2 separate regions of the Homo sapiens genome follow, and region 1 is linked to region 2. Evidence: read pairs that join two places in POLR2A ChIA-PET (ENCODE). Cell type or tissue: OCI-LY7. All regions are shown on one strand. Links, peaks and the distances in the headings refer to the core of each region. The heading gives the core; the rest is flanking DNA.

Region 1 (6,659 bases), core at 1,742-5,741, 260 kb after region 2:
GTTATTAAGCAGTTTCCCTTGCCTAGTATGTAAAACAAATCATGAACATTACAAATGTTATGTTTAAATTAGCTATAAAGCTTTCTAATAATTAAAATTATATTGGGGTGTGACAAATTATACATATAGAACAATGTAACATAAACTTGATATAATATTAATGTTGGTTAGACATACATTTAAAATTCATTGATAATTTCCATCTCGGTAAGTTGCCCTATAATAGCATTCCAAGTTATCTTACAAGATTTAAACCTTGTGGAATGAAGTGACTCTCTATTACCACTAGATGGTACACCACGTGGGTAAACCAAGTGAGTCAGCAAAGATGTTAAAAACCAAACCTACACGTGAAAGTCACAATGACTGAAAAAAGGGCAAGGCATAGTGGCTCACACCTCTAATCCCAGCACTTTGGGAGGCCGAGGCAGGTGGATCACCTGAGGTCAGGAGTTAGAGACCAGTCCGGCCAATATGGTGAAGCCCTGTCTCTATTAAAAATACAATAAATTAGCCGGGCGTGGTGGTGGGTGCCTGTAATCTCAGCTACTTGGGAGAGAGTGAGGCAGGAGAATTGGTTGACCCTAGGAGGCAGAGGTTGCAGTGAGCTGAGATTGTGTCATTGTACTCCAGCCTGGGCGACAGAGCAAGACTCTGTCTCAAATAAAAAAAACAAAACAAAATCTCACAACTTAATGGGAAGACGAGATTGAGTTAAAAGTACTATAAGCCATGACAATAAATGCCAAACGCAGTTATGTGCAGTGTGTACATAAACATCACCTAGATTCCTGGGTGATGAATACAAAGTCCCTAGACCATACTGGGAAACTCTGGTGTAGACAATAAATGTCAGGAAAGCAGGAAAAATGATTTGCATGGGCCTTAAGAAAGTATATCATACTTCCCTTCCTACTTCAATCCTACTCTAGTATTTCCTCCACGGCTATGGAATGGCCTAGAAATCCATCAGTCTAGATACTAGGAATAAAAAGTAGGACATACTTTTTTGATTCAGCATATAGGAAGAGTTCACAATGGAACATGCTATACTTAACAGGATCAAAAACAGGGTTGAAAAACAAATGACAGAAGTTAGGTAGGGATATATAAATGATAGCTAGAGTTCCAGAACAGCACTGTTCAACAGAAGTATAATAGAAGCCACATATGCAATTAAAAATTTCTGAGGCGGGCAATCACAAGGTCAGGAGTTTGAGACTAGCCTGGCCAATATGGTGAAACCCCCGTCTCTACTAAAAATACAAAAATTAGCCGGGCATGGTGGTAGGTGCCTGTAATCCCAGCTACTTGGGAGGCTGAGGCAGGAGAATTGCTTGAACCTGGGAGGCAGAGGTTGCAGTGAGCCAAGATTGCACCACTGCACTCCAGCCTGGGTGACAGACCAAGACTCCCTCTCAAAAAAAAAAAAAAAAAAATCTAGTAGATACATTAAAAAAGAAAATAGATAAAGCAATTCAAGTAACAATGTATTAGGTGTTTATTGCACATATAAACACCTAAGTAAAACATATGAAAATAATGACAAACGGGAAAGAGGAAACAGGAATATACTATTATAATGTCCTTTCACTACACATGAAACAGCAAATTATTTGATAATGGATTCAAATTATCTTAAAATGTATACAAATTCAAATTATCTTAAAATGTATACTTTAAATCCTAGACATACTACTAAAAAGGGAATATTTAAAAAGTATAAATAAGTCAATGGAAGAGATAAAAACATAAAAAGTGCTCAATTTAAATGAGGAAAGGCAGCTGGGTGCAGTGCCTCACACCTATAATCCCAGCACTTTGGGAGGCCAGGGCAGGTAAATCACTTGAGGTCAGGAGTTCGAAACCAGCCTGGCCAACATGGTGAAACCCCATCTCTAGTAAAAATTTAAAAATTAGCTGGGCATGGTGGTGTGTGCCTGTAGCCCCAGCTACTCAGGAGGCTGAGGCAGGAGAATCACTTGAACCCGGGAGGCAGAGGTTGCAGTGAGCCAAGATTGCACCACTGTACTCCGGCCTGGGCCACAGAGCAAGACTCTGTCTCAAATAAATAAATAAAAATAAAACATCATAGATTATAAATTTGATGAAAAAGCAAGACCCAACTACATGCTGTCTATAAGAAACCCACTTTAAATATAAAGACTTAGACCAAAAGTAAAGAGATGGAGAAGGATACATCATACAAATAGCAATCAAAGGAAAGCTAGAAAACCTGTATTCATTTCAGACAAAACAGACTTCAGAACAAGAGCTTATCAGAAATAAAAGTGGATATTACATAATGATAAAGAGGTCAATTCTCCAAGGAGATATAATAATCCTAAATGTATATGCACCCAACAACAGAGTTTCAGATACACGAGGCAAAAACTGATAGAACTAATAAAAAAAATAGATAAATCTACAATTAGAGATTTCAATACTCCTCTCTAAGTCACTGATAGAACAAATAGGCAGAAACTCAGTAAGGCCGTGGATGACCTGAATAGCACTATCAATCAACTTGATCAAAGTGACACATACAGAACACTTCATGCAACAAAAGCAGAATACAAATTTTTCTCATGTGGGTAGCACACAAACAAAGCATTATCAGAATAACACTGCAAGGGCTCTAAAAACTAAATTGTCAGTGGAACCACAGCCCATAAAAGTGAGCCTGGATCTGTATGCTAAGCCTAAACAGGGTGAATGCCAGCTAAAAAATACTTAAATAGGATCCTGAATCTCCTAACATAATACCCAAAATCTTCAAGGTACAATAGGAAATCACTTATCATATATCAAGAACCACAAAAATCACAAGTTGAATGAGAAAAGACAATCAATAGATGGCAACAACAAGAAAACTCAGATGTTGGAATTGTCTGGCAAGGATTTTAAAGCAGCCATCAAAAAATGCTCCAAAAAGAAATTAAAATACTCCTGGAAAAGAAAAAAATCCTAGCTAAGAAACAAGGTATAAAAAAAGCAAATGAAAATTATAAAACTAAAAATAAAAAAGCAATAACTGAAAAAACACCTCATTGAATGGGTTTAACAGTAGGTTAGAGATGACAGAAGGAGACTCAGTGAATATGAAGACAGATCAATAGAATTTCCCCAATGTGAACAACAAAGAGAATATATGTATCTATAAGAAATATATTCTACATATCTCCTGAGGGACCAAAATAAAAGATCTAACATTTGTGTCATCAAAGTCATAGGGGCAGATGAAAAAGAGTATAGGGCTGAAAAATATTCAAAGAATTAATAGATGAAAATTTCCCAAGTTTTGGTGAAAGGCATAAGCCTACAGATTCAAGAAGCTAAACAAAACCCAAATAGAATAAACTCAACGAAATATAAGTAGACAAAATATAATCAAGTTTCTAAAGACAAAAAAGTTTTGAAAGCAGCTATAGGGAGACTGCCTATAAGGGAACAATTACTTGAATGGCAGTGGATTTCTCATTTCATAGAGGCCAGAAGAAAATGGAAATATTTCAAATGCTGGAAAAAAATAATTGTCAACCCTGAATTCCACAGCCAGTGAAAATACCTTTCAGGAATGAAGGGGAAATCAAGACATTCTTAGACAAAGAAAAACAATTTCTGTCCAGCAGACCCACCCTTAAAGACTACTTCCCACCAAAGAAAGCTTGAAACTTTAGGAAGTTTAATTTCAGAATTAAATGGGGAAAAATAGGGTAAATATAGTATCTTTCTCCTCATGAGTATAGAATACTCAATAGGCAAAAAACTGAAACTTGACAAATCTCCTATGTTTTATAAAAATTTTTAAATGGATCATGAATATAAATGTTAAACCATAAAGTTATAAAATTCCTAAAAGAAAACATAGGTCTGACTGTAGTGTATGTTAAGTATGCGGAACTGGCAAGCAATGAGGCTACAAAGCAACATTAAACTCTAATACAGGCTGGGAGCAGTGACTCACACCTGCAATCCCAGCACTTTGGGAGGCCGAGGTAGGAGGATCAGTTGAGACCAGGAGTTCAAGATCAGCCTGGCCAACGTGGCGAAACCCCATCTCTACTAAAAATACAAAAAATTAGCCAGGCATGGTGGTATGTGCCTGTAATCCCAGCTACTCGGGAGGCTGAGGCAGGAGAATCACTTGAACTCAGGAGGCAGAGGTTGCAGTGAGCCAAGATCACACCACTGCACTCGCGCCACTGTACTTCAGCCTGGGCTACAGAGCAGGCTGTTTGTTTTTGTCTGAAAAAACAAAACAGAGCCGGGCGTGGTGGCTCACGCCTGCAATCCCAGCACTTTGGGAGGCCGAGGCGGGCGGATCACGAGGTCAGGAGATCGAGACCATCCTGGCTAACATGGTGAAACCCCTCTCTACTAAAAATACAAAAAATTAGCCAAGCATGGTGGCGGGCATCTGTAGTCCCAGCTACTCGGGAGGCTGAGGCAGGAGAATGGCGTGAGCCTGGAAGGCGGAGCTTGCAGTGAGCTGAGATCACTCCACTGCACTCCAGCCTGGGTGACAGAGCAAGACTCCGTCGCAAAAACAAAAACAAAAACAAAAAACAAAACCCTAATACAGGAATCAGCAAACTTTTTCTTGAAAAGCCAGATAGCAAATATTTTAGGCTATTGTTCAATGACCTGGATGCAATGACTCAACTTTGCCACTGCAGTGCAAAGGCAGCCAAAGACAACATGTAAACAGTGTCCAATGAAATTATTTGCAATAACAGGCATCCAGCCTGCTAGCCACAGTTTGCCAAACCCTGCTCTAGTTAGTATATTTTTCATCAGTAATATAGGTTAGAAATTGTGAAATTACTTAGTGTGTTTTCTAAGATTGAGGAAATTCGAAAATATATTGTGGGTAACAGCCAGGTTTTTCAATGTCTTAAAAGAGAGCACAAATACGCAATGAAAAGACATTTATATGCATGTATATATATACATACACACATACATAATAAAATATTAACAAAAGAGAAATTTGAAAGTACACAGAGGAATTATTTGTACTATTTAAAGCTTTTTCTTCTTAAATAATTTCAGACTTACAGAAAAGTTTAAGAGAATTTAAAAATAGCTTACTGCTGTATATTTTCCTGGACACTACTAAGTGGTTTCTGTATATTTTCACACTTTTCCTCCAAAGCACAGAATCTCTCTGTCCAAAGATTCATTAACTTGCAAAGTTCCTGTAAGAAAGGTGTGGGAAGTGAAGAGACTTAAAATTATGACACTTGAACATTTTTTATGACTGATAACAAAACAAGAAGTATTGTCCATAGGTGAGAATTATATAAATTCTTGACAAGAGATAAAGTTAACTTTACCTTTCTTCTACAGAGGAAAGCAGTGGAAGTGATATTAAAATGTAGGATTTGTTTTTTTTTTTAGAGACAGGGTCTCACTCTGTTGTCCAAGCTGTAGTGCAGTGGCACAATCAAGGCTCACTGCAGCTTCAACCTCCTGGGCTCAAGGGATCCTCCTTCCTCAGCCTCCAAGTAGTTGGGACTACACAGGCATGAGCCACCATGCCTGGCTAATTTAAACAAATTTTTTTTGTAGAGACGTGATCTCGCTATGTTGACCAGGCTGGTCTTGAACTCCTAGCCTCAAGTGATCACCCTGCCTCAGCCTCTCAAAGTGCTGAGATTACAGACATGAGCCATCACATCCAGCCAGGATTTTTTAAAAAGTAAATAATTAGCAAACTTTACTATTTTAGCTGTAAGTAACAAATTACTTTCAGTGTACCTCAAAACTAATCAAACAACCCATATATCACATTATGTTTAAGACCCACTTTGACAGATATATATAGTTGCTTTTTAACTGATAACACTGCTAGAAGGGAAAATTAATGTGATATACTAACGGGTCAAGCAATCCAAAAATATTATCAATTACTGGAGCTAAAAAATGTTACAGAACCTAGTTGGATCATATTAACAAAATGTAAATAGTCTTATCTTTGCTCATATTTTACATCTTTGAAAACAAGCTCTTATAGGCATATAACATGCTACATTGCAAAATGAAGAAGCCATCCTAATGACCAAAGAAGAGCTGAAAATGCATCCAACATTCTTATTCACTCTTCAGTCTGCTGGTTGGCCAGTATCTCTGAATAACACATCAGTTGACAATACATATCTAACATTCTGATTATGAATAAAGTCTGTCAGTATTTTTACTAGTCTCAAAGGTATTATCAGATTAATAATTTGAATGCTAATGCAGGTATTATATTTATCTATATGTAAATGTGTTCAAAGTTTTACATAATTATTTTAGTAGTGCTCATTTCAAGTTCTGGAAAACCTAAGAAATAGCTCACATACTGAACTTGCTTCCTTAAAGCCAGGAAAGCCAAACCATTCATGCTAAGATACTTTTCAGATCAGATTTTTTTGTATTGTTTTTTTAAAGAGCTGTCTAACAATTTTAAGCATTTCAAAACAGCAAATTTATAAAAAGGGGATCAGCCTTAGAATATACACCTAAAAAGTTCTCAACGGGTTTAAGGGAAATACCCTATGTAGATGTATGAGAAAATGCTGCAGTTTTAAGTTGCCAAAAAACACACAAAAGAGCCACTCAAACATGGATGCTTTTCAGGTAGTATGATCACTACCACCTTCTGCAAGATG
Region 2 (6,659 bases), core at 1,252-5,251:
GCCACAAAACATGCCTTAACGAATTTAAAGGAACAGAAATTATACAAAGCTAATACCATACTTAATGGTGAGAAACAAGATGCTTTTCCCCCATGAGATTAAGAACAAGGCAAAGAAGCTCCCTCTCACCATTCCTAGTCAACATCATACTACATGGAAGCAGTAGCTAATGAAATAAAACAAGAAAAAAAGGTATTAAGACTGGGAAAAAAGAAACAGAAGTCTTTGCAGGTAACATGAAATGTATCTATATAAAAACCTTCAACAAAAAATTTTCTGGAACTAATACCAACTCTGATAGAAATAATTAAAGAAAATCTATATAAATGGAAAGATATTCCATATTAATGAATACGAAGACTCAATATCATCAACTGATGATATCAGTTCTCCCCAACTTGATCTACAGATTCAATGCAATCCCAATCAAAACCCCAGCAACTTATTTTGTGAATATCAACAATGTGATTCTGAAGTTCATATAGACAGGCAAAAGACCCAGAATAGCCACACAATATTGAAGAACAAAGTTGAAGGATAGACTGACACTACCCAACTTCAAGACTTAATACTGTATAAAGTTATAATATTAAAGACTGTATGGTAAAGGTGAAAAGATTAACAAGTAGGTTAAAATGAAACAGAAAGCACAGAAATACACAAATACAGTTAACTGAGGAAATTCAATGGAAAAAGAGTCGTTCTTTAAATAAATGCTGCTGGAACAACTGGACATTCACATGCAAAAAAGTGAATAAATAAATGTAAACAGTGACCTTCACTTTTTATAAAAATTAATTCAAAATAGATCATAGACCTAAATGTAAAACACAAAACTCTAAGACTCTAGAAGATAACACAAGGGAAAATTTAGATGACCTTGGGTTTGGCAATTAGTTTTTAGAAACACCAAAGCACAATGCATGAGGGAAAGAAAAAAAGGTAAACTGGACTTTTCCAATTTAATTTCATTAAAACTAAAACTTCCTACTCTTTAAAAACACTGTTAAGAAAATGAAAAAACAAGCCACAGACTGGGAGAAAATATGTTCGAAACACAAATTGAATCAAGGACTTGAATCCAAAATATAAAAAGCACACTTAAAACTCAACAATCCAAAAATAAGCCACCAAATTAAAAAGTGATCAAAAGACTTGGACACCTCGCTAAAGAAGACATACATGTGAGAAGATGCTCAACATCATGTGTCATTAGTGAATTACAAATTAAAATAACAATGAGATATCATTACACACCTATTAGAATAGGCAAAATCCGAAAAAATGACAACACTAAATCCTGTGGAGGATGTGGAGCAACAGTAACTCTCATTCATTCTGGAGGGAGTGCAAAATAGTACAGCCACTTCTGAAGACAGTTTGGCAGATTCTTACAAAACTAAACATAGTCTTACCATATGATCCAGCAATCACATCCCCAGGTATTTACCCACATTAATTGAAAATTTACATGCATAAAACCTGCACACAAATGTTTATGGCAGCTTTATTCACAATTGCCAAAACTTGGAAGCAACAAGATGTCCTTCAAAGGTGAATGGATAAACTATGGTTCATCCATACAGTGTAGTATTATTCAGTGATAAAAAAGAAATAAGTTATCAAGTCACAAAAGGACACAGAGGAACCTTAAATGCATATTGCCAAGCGAAATAAGCCAGTCTGAACATATTATATATATACTGTATTATTTCAACTATCTGACATTCTGGAAAAGATAAAACTATAGAAACAGTACAAAGTTCAGTAATTGGTACGGGTTCACAGCAGGGAAGGATGGGGAAAGATAGGGAGCACAGGAAAGTTTTCAGGCAGTGAAACTATTCTGTATGATACTGTAATGGATACATGATATATGTTTGCCAAAATCCACAGAACTGTACAACACAGAGTGAACTCTACTGTAAAACTATGGACTCTGGTAAATACTTATGTGTCAATATTGGTTCATCAGTTAAAGTAAATGTACCATATTAATGCAAGACATTAATAACAGAAAAACTGCTTAGAAAGAAGAGGAAAAGTATATGGGAACTCTGTACTTTGTGTTTAATATTTCTGTAAACCTAAAACTGCTCTAAAAAATAAAATCTATTAAATAAAAAAAAAGCAAAAGATGTGAACAGACACTTCACAAAAGAAAACATACAAACAGCCAAATACCAAACAAAAAGGCACTTATGACACTTAGAGATCTCTAGATAAGCCAATTCCAAAGGTTTTCTTGCCACTGAAATTCAACATTCCCAAACCTTTATCATCTAGATGCCCTGGATTGTGTCTAATCTAAATCCTTTCTTTCTACAGTCTAAACCCATGATTTTTCTACCTCTGATTTCACTGATGGTAAAAAAAAAAAAAATTTGTTTATTCTGATCTATAAACAATCAGTCATCAGGAAAATGCAAATTGAAACAATGAGATACTATTTTATACTTACCAAAATGGCTCAACTAGAACAAACTAATTAAACACCATACGTTTGCAAGGATGTGGAGCAAATGAAATTCTTATATTAATACATTGCTAATGGAAGCGTAAATGGTACTACTAAAATAATTATTTTTTAAATTATATTTTTAAAGTCTATTTTTCAAATCATATTTTAAATAGAAAAGTATTTAACGGTTTCTTAAAAAGTGTAGCATTCATTTATGTTATCACTGAGCAATTCTACTCCTATATATTTACTAAATGGAAATATAAACATATCCCTATAAAAAAGACTTGTACCTTAATTTCATGGCAGTCTTATTCATAATACCTGCAAACCTGAAACCACCCAAATAGCAACTAATGGATAGATAAACAAATTCTAGCAATAAAAAGAAATTATGCAACCACAGACGAATTTTAAAAACATTATCGGGAGTGAAGAAGATTCCATTTATATCAATTCTAAAAACACACAAAACTAACCTATGATGTTAAAAATCAGAAAGTGGTTATTTCTAGAGAAGGGAGGAGAAATTGGAAGGAGGTATGAGCAAACTGTGGGGGTAATGGAAGTATTCTTCATCTTGTTTTGGTGGCAGTGACTGTGAGGAAGTATAAGAAAGCTTCTGGGTAGCAATAACATTCAACATCTTAAACTTGGTGGCTACACAGGTGTGTTTATTTTAGTATAACATAAACAAAAATGTACAAGTCATAAGTCTACAACTCCAAGAATCTCTAAAAAGCAAACACAAGAGGCTACCTGAAAAAAAAATTTGGAGATCAAAAAAGAGCTCCTAGAAATTAAAAATTAGCAGAAATTTTTAAAAATCAGCACCACCTTTGGAAGGTAAAGATGAAATAATCTCATAGAAAAAAGAGCAAGCAGACAAAGAGATTTTAAAATGTCAAAGAAGAGATAAGAAAATTAGAGAACCAATCTAGAAGACTGAACTATTAATATCCTAGAGAAATAAGAAAACAGAAAGAAAAAAATAATTCAAAAAAACTTCCTAATGCTTAAGGATATTATGAGATTAAAGGATAATTTCCAGATTAAAAGAAGGCTCACTAAGTACCCACCACAAAAAGTACCCACCACATCAAAGGACATCATCAGGAAATGATAGACCACAGAGGACAAAGAGAATGTTCTAAAAGAGAGAAAAGGTAGGTCACAAACTAACAACTTCAAACTGTGTGTGTGTGTGTGTGTGTATGTGTGTGTGTGTAATAAGTCCACCTAGCACATACATCTTAGTTCCTTGTTTTTGTTTTTGTTTTTCTTTGAGACAGGGTTTTGCTGTCACCCAGGCTGGGGTGCAGTGGCTCAATCTCAGCTCACTGCAACTGCCTCCCTGTCTCAAGAGATCCTCCTGCCTCAGCACCCACCCCCCACCAACCCCCCAGTAGCTAGGACTACAGGCACGCGCCACCACGCTCAGCTATTTTTTTTTTTTTTTCAGTAGAGATGGGGTTTTACCATACGGGCCAGGCTGGTCTCAAACTCTTGAGCTTAAGCGATCCACCTGCCTTAGCCTCCCAAAGTGCTGAGATTACAGGTGTGAGCCACTGCTCCCAACCCATACATCTTAGTTTCTAAATACCATTAATACTAAAAGGAGCTAGGGTACCCTGGAGAATGGCTGCTTCCAGATCTGAGGCAAAAAAAAAAAAAAAAGGCACAATGAGAGCTTGGAACATCTTACGATACAATAAACACAAAAATACTCAAAGACAAAGACACAGGAATTGGCTTGAGAAGTTTCTCTTGTTAAATTTGAAACAATTTGTGCATCAAAATGAATAATGACAATAATAAATTATAATATATTTATTTTAAAAATGCGTAAGTTCACAGCCATAATCGGAAAAAAAGAAAAAAGGTGGTGGTGGGGAATAAAAAGCTCTTCTTTATATATAAAACAGCCAGTTAATAAATGTTTAAGAAATAATAGAATTTTTTAAATCAACATCTTGTAAATCCAATATAATAACGGATTAAGGCAAGAATGATAAAACTACTGGGTGAAAACCTGTTAGGAAACAGGACCCACATATTACTTATTAATTGCAAAGAGAAAAATATACCTTTTCAAAAGACATCTGGTAGACTTCCCCTTAACCAAATGATCAAATTTAGCATAACCTAAGGACAACATGACTTTATAAGCCTCCTGATGTCATGCAATGTGAGGTATCACTTATGCTATACTCTTGCCAAAACCTTTTAACTTGAATCTAAACATGAAGAAACAACTAGATAAATCCAAAATGCCCTGGTCTACAAGAGAACTGACCTGCACTCTTCCATGAAAAAAACAAAGAACAGGAGGACTGTTCTAGATTAAAAGGGACAAAAGAACACATACAAATCAATGTTTTCAGGGAGGGAAAAAGACGTAAGACATTTTGGGGATAGTTGAGAAAATGTGAGTATAAATATTAGATTATATTACTGAAAAACCGATAATGCCCCAAACTGGAAAATAATATGGTAATAATTAAAAGTTAGTTATTTAAAGACATAAATATAAATACCAAAATAATCCATTAAAAGAGGTAAAAGTTTTTGCTCCTATAAAGAAGGAATGGTGAATGGGAAATAGGAAAGGTGATATCTGTTTTTTTTTTTTTTGGCAGCAAACGCGTAGGAAAATTATTTGAATCTTTAAAATGTGAGGATATATAACATTGATTTAAAAAGAGAATATATTATTAATACATACGTGAAAGAAAATAAGACTTTCAGAATAGTTTTTGGCTTGTTTATTACAGGGAAAAAATCATTCTACTAAATTGTATTAACTGGTAAAGCCTAATGAAATTCAACATGTAGCACAATGAAGCAGGACATACACACATCTTTTACTATAGGTCTGTATAAGATGTGTTCTGATAATTAAGTAGTTACTAACCAAGAAGAAATCATTTTTTCCCTAGTCCAAATTGTCTAATTTATTCTGGTTTTTCTATGTTACTTTTGAATCATTTGTTTTTTTTCTTTTGTTTTTTGGGGGGAAGGGGGTGGGGAGGTGAAATGAGGTCTCCCTATATTGCCCACGCTGGTCTCAAACTCCTGGGTTCAAGTGATCCCCTTGCCTCAGACTCCCAAAGTGCCGGGATTACAAGCATGAGCCATGACACCTGGCCAAAACTGTTCGTCTTTAAAATATTTTAAACATCACTATATCCAATGCTCCTATGGCAATCAATAAACTACTTTAAATTACTTTCTTTTTCAACTGTCATATATGCATTTGAGTTATAAAACAGAATGTGAACTACTACATTCACCCAGACTGTCAAAATATAACTGCCTACACTCTTTTCCTTCCACAATATGCACTTAGCCCTTAGTTACATGCAATATTAGTATGTTGGTAAGCTAATCAATATTTTCATTCCTGTTCGGCTATTTGTACTTGATCAACATTACCAATCCTTGATATCATTTATAAAGGACAATGATTTATTAATAAAAGGCTAAGATTTGCTTTAGTGGATTATCCTGATGCGCAAATTTTAAGTACAAAGGTTAGTGTAATGAAGAAAGCAAAACTCATGATTCACTATGATTTATAGTAAATGTATCTGTCCTTTCAATAATAGAAAAAAATTCTTATTTAAAACAATAGGAAAAAAACCAACTCACCTTTTGGCACTCATCTGTTCTTTCAGCTTACTGTACATTTCTAGCACTGCATTAAAAAATATAACATTTTAGCTTTCAAAATGAAAAGAAAATATTTTGAGACATGAAAATAATCAAAGCAGGAAAGAGTATATTACAAATTCATTAGACTTCTACAACTTGAGTTAGGCTAATATTTTCAAATAAAATGTTAAATACTTCAAGTATATGAAAACATGTTTATTTCCTTATATACTGAACATTTTATTATATACACACACACACATATATACATATAAATGTATTATACTGAACCTGGAACACTTGTATATGCTAACCACGTATAACTGAGACATTAGCCTACTAACAATTATCCTATCCAGAAACTACTAATATTTCTTCCCTGAAATAGAACTGGAACTTTAGACTTTAGTTATTTGAGAGAGAAAGTTGAGTGTGAGATTCACTGATTTTTGACTCAACATACCAAATAAAATAACACACTTGTGTTAAACTCACTATAAACAAAAGTTTATACCAAATCCACAAAGAAAGAAAAACGTCAAAA

What was found. ChIA-PET counts read pairs that join two places held together with the same protein. Peaks named below come from ENCODE experiments on the same cell type or tissue, not always from the same donor. Only the 100,000 strongest peaks of a DNase experiment are listed, where the experiment ranks them.
Region 1: POLR2A ChIA-PET joins it to region 2 with 8 read pairs; 2 of 35 experiments call an interaction of 5 or more read pairs at or near these places.

What each region holds. Positions count from the first base shown.
Region 1 is chr10:92,638,336-92,644,994 of GRCh38, reverse strand. KIF11 (kinesin family member 11) reads right to left here. Exons shown (of 22, transcript NM_004523.4): 17 at 5,095-5,201. Among named protein-coding and RNA genes, the nearest start is that of HHEX, 48 kb to the left of the region's middle. In OCI-LY7, for the core only: no CTCF peak of the experiment used is centred there; no DNase peak of the experiment used is centred there.
Region 2 is chr10:92,899,098-92,905,756 of GRCh38, reverse strand. EXOC6 (exocyst complex component 6) reads right to left here. Exons shown (of 22, transcript NM_019053.6): 5 at 6,113-6,158. Among named protein-coding and RNA genes, the nearest start is that of EXOC6, 54 kb to the right of the region's middle. In OCI-LY7, for the core only: no CTCF peak of the experiment used is centred there; a DNase peak (open chromatin) is centred at 3,626; H3K4me3 peaks cover 383 bases.